2 separate regions of the Homo sapiens genome follow, and region 2 is linked to region 1. Evidence: read pairs that join two places in POLR2A ChIA-PET (ENCODE). Cell type or tissue: GM12878. All regions are shown on one strand. Each heading gives the region's core, and the rest is flanking DNA. Links, peaks and the distances in the headings are about the cores only.

Region 1 (2,930 bases), core at 199-2,698:
CCCTCCTCCAGCCTCCACAAATACATACATCAACTTGTATCAGACTATATAGATTTCATTGTAAAATATTAATAGGATTTAATACATGACTTCTGATATTCCTTCAAGCTCTATGCTTTTAACATTTCAGGGGTTTCTAAAACACTTTGACATAGGCCACAGTTGGAGTATAATTTTGCAATTAAATAACTCTTTCTTCATTTTGTCATTACTTTTTGTGTTAATTTAACTTTGCATATTTAAAATTTAGCTCTACTCTAACCTGGTATGTTTAAAACTCATAATTTTAACAGTCTCACTCCCATCTTTTCCTCACTTTTTGAAGAGCTGTCATGTACCATGCACTAAGCAGATTCTGGGAATACAGACACTGGCCCCACTTGAGGTTTCGACCTTCTGAAGGAGAATAAATTACTGCAAGGTGCTAAGTGGTATAGCAGAGGAATGCACAGATGATGAGAGCACAGAGATGGCAACTACATTTGCTTAAAGAAATGTTATATCCATCAAAATCCTTCTAAATTTACTTCTAATAGGCTATCATTTGGGATTCAAAATTTTACAAAATTAAAAAATTCTTAAAATGTTTTTATGATGGAAAATCCTTTGATTTATATAATAAGCTTGGTGCTTTTGTGTATGTTCTTGAGTTAAACAATTATGAAAAAATAATGTGGTTTTCTCAAGAGATTTTTATCTTTACAGGAGGAAGGACGGAGGAAATAAGATATTTTAATCCACTGCCCTTTGCATTTGAAGCAAATGCAAACTTTGCTATTATTACAATCTATGTACTTACATTATTGACTTTATAATGAAGTGAACCTGGAATCACAACATATTCTTTCTCTTACATTATATTAACAATAAGGTTCCCCTTTGGTTCACCGTTTAATTCCTTTGTTCAAGACATTTCATTATATATAGCCCTGTTACTTTATATGGTCATCTTACTGGATACCTAATTTCTTTAGCTATAAACTATTATATTTCCAGTTATAATATCATCCCTATAAGTTGGTAGTTCTACTTAGTTTCCCAGCATTTAGCAGTTATATAGCATTCTCCTTCTCTAACATCTGCAGTAAATGTTCAGTACTTATAATTTTTTTTTTTTTTTTGTATTTTATCTGGCCTGACTTGTTCCTCCTTCAGCTAATCTTGAGATACTGAGGTGATGGATCCAAGAAGTTCTATAGACTTAACACTTCAATTCTGGTAGCCTGTGTTTCAGGGCCTGTTAGCAATTTTGTATTTCCTTGACACACCTTGTAAGTCAATTAGAACTTTGAAGTATTACTAATAAAACTGTTCAAAATCTATAGAGTGATGTGTAGCAGATTCAAGTCTCACAGTCAACCAAATGAGACAGCATCTACCAGCATCTGGCAAATTCATTAGCTGGATATAAAAATTGAATCAACTATCTGCAAATTCCCTGCAGTACATGCTATTCTGCTCTTGTTGGTTCCTATTCCATTATCAATCATCACACAGAATGTTATCCAACTGAAAATGTGTCATACATACCCTGCTACAGAGAATAGCTACAATTTCCCGACTGCAGCCTAGTTCATGAACTCTAATAACACAGGCATTACTCAGAGATATGGCGGGTTTGGTTTCAGACTACTGCAATAAAGCATATATCTCAATAAAGAAAGTCATATGTTTTTAATTTTCTAGTGCTTATAAAAGTTATGTTTACACTATATTGTAGTCTATTAAGTGTAGCATTATGTCTAAAAAATCAATGCATTTACCTTAAAAACTATTTTATTGCTAAAAAATGCTAACAATCATCTATGTCTTCAGTTAATCATAATCTTTTTGCTGATGGAAGGTCTTGCTTTAATGTTAATAAAGGGTCTGCTGACTGATAAATGGGGTGGTTGCTGAAGGCTGGGGTGGCTGTGGCAATTTACACAACAATGAAATTTGCTGCACTGATTGGCTCTTACTTTCACAAAAGATTTCTCTGTAGCATGTGATGCTATTTGATAGCATTTTACCCACAGAAATTGTGTCCTCTCAAACCTTGCCATTGCTCTACCAACTAAATATATGGAATTTCCTAAATCTTTGTTGTCATCTCAACAATGTTCACAGCGTCTTCACCAGGAGTAGATTCTCTCAAGAATCTACTTTCTTTGCTCATCCATAAAAAACAACTCATCCATTCTAGTTTAATCATGAGATTGCAGTAATTCATTCATATCTTCAGGCTCTACTTCTAATTCTAGTTCTCTTGCTATTTTCACCAAATCTGCAGTCACTTCCTTCATTGAAGTCTTGAAGCCCTCAGAGTCATCCATGGGGGTTGGAATACACTTCTTCCAAACTTCTGTTAGTGTCCATATTTTGACTTCCTCTTATGAATCATGAATGTTCTTACTGGCATTTAGAAAGGTGAATCCTTTCCAGGTTTTCAAGGTACTTTGCCCAGCTTCATCAGAGGAATCACTATCTATGTCAGCTATGGACTTACGAAATGTATTTCTTAAATACTAAGACGTGAAAGTCAAAATTACTCCTTGATCCATGTCTTCTCCTCTTTAGCTATGAAACTACTGGAGGGCATCTTCCTCCATTAGAAAGCTGCTTCATCTCCATTGAAAATCTGTGGTTTACTGTAGCCACCTTCATCAATGATCTCAGCTAGATCTTCTGGATAACTTGCTACAGCTTCTAGATCATCACTTGTTGCTTCACCTTGCACTTTAATGTTATGGAGACGGTTACCTTCCTTAAACCTCATGAATGAGCCGCTGCTAGTTTCAAACTTTTCTCTTGCAGCTACCTCACCTCTCACAGCCTTCACAGACTTTAAGAGAGTTAGAGGCCTTGCTCTAGATTAGGCTCTGGCATAAGGGGGTACTGTGGCTGGTTTCATCTTTTATCCAGATCACTAAAACTTTGTCCATATCAGC
Region 2 (2,930 bases), core at 176-2,675, 260 kb before region 1:
AAAAAAACTCATCATGAAACTTCAGCCAGTGGCAAAGCAGAATGAGCAATTTCATAGAACACAACCAACAACTGACATGAGGTCTGCAACAGAACTACAAAAGGAAGACAAGTTAACTGTTAAACCTCCAACAGTTATGTTCTGCTGGGTTAGGAACAACAAAATTTAGAGGCCACATAGTCTTACATTTTATCCCAAGATGTAAATGTTTTCCTTCTATAAGCTTGCTTAGAAATTGAACACACCAAACTATAGAAGATTTTTTCCTGTAATTTGTTGTGCATTATCAGCTATTTACGTAATTACTCTAATTAAGCTAGTTACAGCAGTTCCTGTAAATATGTGAAAGATCACTGAAACATGTAATTATGTCCTTATATCATTAATTAAACTGTATCAGCTGGGAAAATTACTATAACTATGTCTGGAGGTGTCATTAGTCTGTGTAATGGAGACATAGAATTCTTTATTGAACTATAATAAAGTGTTCTGCATTAATAATACATTTAAAACACCACTTGTGATTTTTTAAAGTTCCAGATCTCAGCATAAAAGAAATATGTATCTTTTACTCCACAATGATTTGAAAAACGGACGCAGGTTTTAGGCTTTTTTTATTACCAACTTGGGTAGAAGGCAAGTTGACAAGTGGGCCCAGTTCCCTAGTGGCCATTCTTGGCATTGCAGCAGGAGCGGCAGCATCAAGCCCTGGGCTCTTCCTCCTGGAAGAGGCTCAGCCAAAGCTCATGCTGGGAGAACTTCCCTGCTTCCCATGCTGAACCCGCCCCAACTGTTCCCTCCTAGGTTCTCATGCACCCACGAACCAACCTCTTTTCTCATCGTTTATATGTAAATAGATGTCCGAATGCCCCTAGCCAAAATATTAGATTAATAATAGTAAGAAAAGGAGTAGAAAAACTTCAAAGTAGTACATTTTTTAAAATAGAATTTCAGGCTGGGCATGGCGGCTCACGCTGGTAATCCCAGATACTCAGGAGGCTGAGGTGGGAAGATTACTTGAGCCCAGGAGGTCGAGGCTGCAGACAGTCATGATTACACCACTGTACTCCAGCTTGGGTGACAAAATGAGATGCTGTCTCAAAAAAAAAAAAAAAAAAAAAAAAAGAAAGAAAGAAATTTAGACATCATGAATATGATAAGTGCAGCTGAGAATCCAGTCTTTCATGCCTTCAAATCAGTCAGTTTCTGTCTCCTTCTGAGGCTGGCCCTGCAGTCAGCACTTGGAGATACCTCAAGCCTTATACCAGGAGGCAGCACCCTGATTCAGTCAAGAAAAAACGCAGATCGCTCTGCCAGGGGATGGCATACCGTGGCCACAGACACTCTTATTGGTTCAAAGGATGCTCAATATGAAGAAAAAGGTGCCTAGGACTGAAAAGATGAGGGGATCCCCAGAACTTCAGAAAGACACACAGGAAACCCCCTCCTTCAGAAAATAACAAACAGAGAAAGCTTTCAGTTCTTCAAGTGCAAAAAATAAAAGCTTATGACTAGAATTCTGATTCTCTTTAGTTTAATGTGTATTTCTGGGGAGAGGAAAAGATTAACGTTCTTATACCAAAATCTTACACAAGGTTTCATCTTTTTTTGGAAATCAACAACTACATTTTAAAAGCAAATTCTTTGAACTAGAAGTTTCTGACTTTTAGCAGAAAACTACACGATTTAATTTTTAATAATTATAAAATACAATACTTAGATTTGTCTCCAATCTTTGTATGTAGCAAATAACATACTTGACTATGGTTCCATCAAATTCACATTTATGGATGAAATAGTTGTTTAGAACTAGATTTAAATTAGTTGAACTTCTTTCAGCTTCATTCTGTAAGGCAGAATTAGGTTGATTCTACAAAATGGCACATAATAAGACACGAGTGACTCCTCACTTTTTGGGTCCAACAGTAACTTCATGAATCTAATGACTGCTATGGAAACTCTCGCCTTTAAAAAACGAAAACTTGAATATATTCATTGTATTTTACATAAAATTTTGTCTCCTAAAGTCTACTCACAGACCTAAAATATACATTGAATTTTTAATTTGTATGAGTGTTTTCTATCAGGAGCACTGAAGTAGAGTGAGAACTTAATTAAAAACGTTTATTTATTTATTTGTTTATTTATTTATTTAGATGGAGTCTCGCTCTGTTGCCCAGGCTGGAGTGCAGCGGCGTGATCTCGGCTCACTGCAAACTCCACCTCCCAGGTTCAAGCTATTCTCCTGCCTCAGCCTCCCGAGTAGCTGGAATTACAGGTGTGCGCCATCATGCCTGGCTAATTTTTGTATTTTTAGCAGAGACGGGGTTTCACCATGTTGGCCAGGTTGGTCTTGAACTCCTGACCTCAAGTAATCTGCCCACCTCAGCCTCCCAGAGTGCTGAGATTACAGGAATGAGTCACCGCGCCCAGCCTAAAAACTTTTAAGGAAAGAAAATCATGGCAGATAATCACATGCCACATAGAATACTGGCAATATTTTAATGTACACACTGGTCAGGAAATTAGACCAACTTTTAGTACACAAACACTGCAAATATTGCTACTTCTACTTCCCATCCTTCCTTCCTTCAATTAATTTTCATATAGGTTCAGAATGTTCATTTTATGTATATATACATACTTTTATGTATACATATATATACACATATACTATTACATATATATATATACACACATATACTATTTTATATATATTTCTATTTCCTAACATATTCCTGAGGTAACACTGTCTTTCCGATCCTGCAGGGTTGCCATCACTGACTCCCAGGTGATGCAGCCTCTGCAGATCTATCCGCTGGCTCCAGATTGTCAGCTTCTGTCTTTAGTTCTGAATTCCCCCACCTTCAGGAGTTATCTGGTATTCTCAAAGAGAAGGGTGGCTAAGAAGGGAGGTTTCTTTCCAAAAA

Evidence for each region. ChIA-PET counts read pairs that join two places held together with the same protein. Peaks named below come from ENCODE experiments on the same cell type or tissue, not always from the same donor. Only the 100,000 strongest peaks of a DNase experiment are listed, where the experiment ranks them.
Region 2: POLR2A ChIA-PET joins it to region 1 with 12 read pairs; 5 of 35 experiments call an interaction of 5 or more read pairs at or near these places.

What each region holds. Positions count from the first base shown.
Region 1 is chr6:135,417,840-135,420,769 of GRCh38, forward strand. The region is part of intron 20 of AHI1 (Abelson helper integration site 1); the gene reads right to left. Among named protein-coding and RNA genes, the nearest start is that of AHI1, 78 kb to the right of the region's middle. In GM12878, for the core only: no CTCF peak of the experiment used is centred there; no DNase peak of the experiment used is centred there.
Region 2 is chr6:135,162,186-135,165,115 of GRCh38, forward strand. No RefSeq gene overlaps it. Among named protein-coding and RNA genes, the nearest start is that of MYB, 18 kb to the right of the region's middle. RefSeq lists an enhancer at 1,181-1,250. In GM12878, for the core only: a CTCF peak has its summit at 683; a DNase peak (open chromatin) is centred at 1,330; H3K4me3 peaks cover 503 bases; H3K27ac peaks cover 1,846 bases.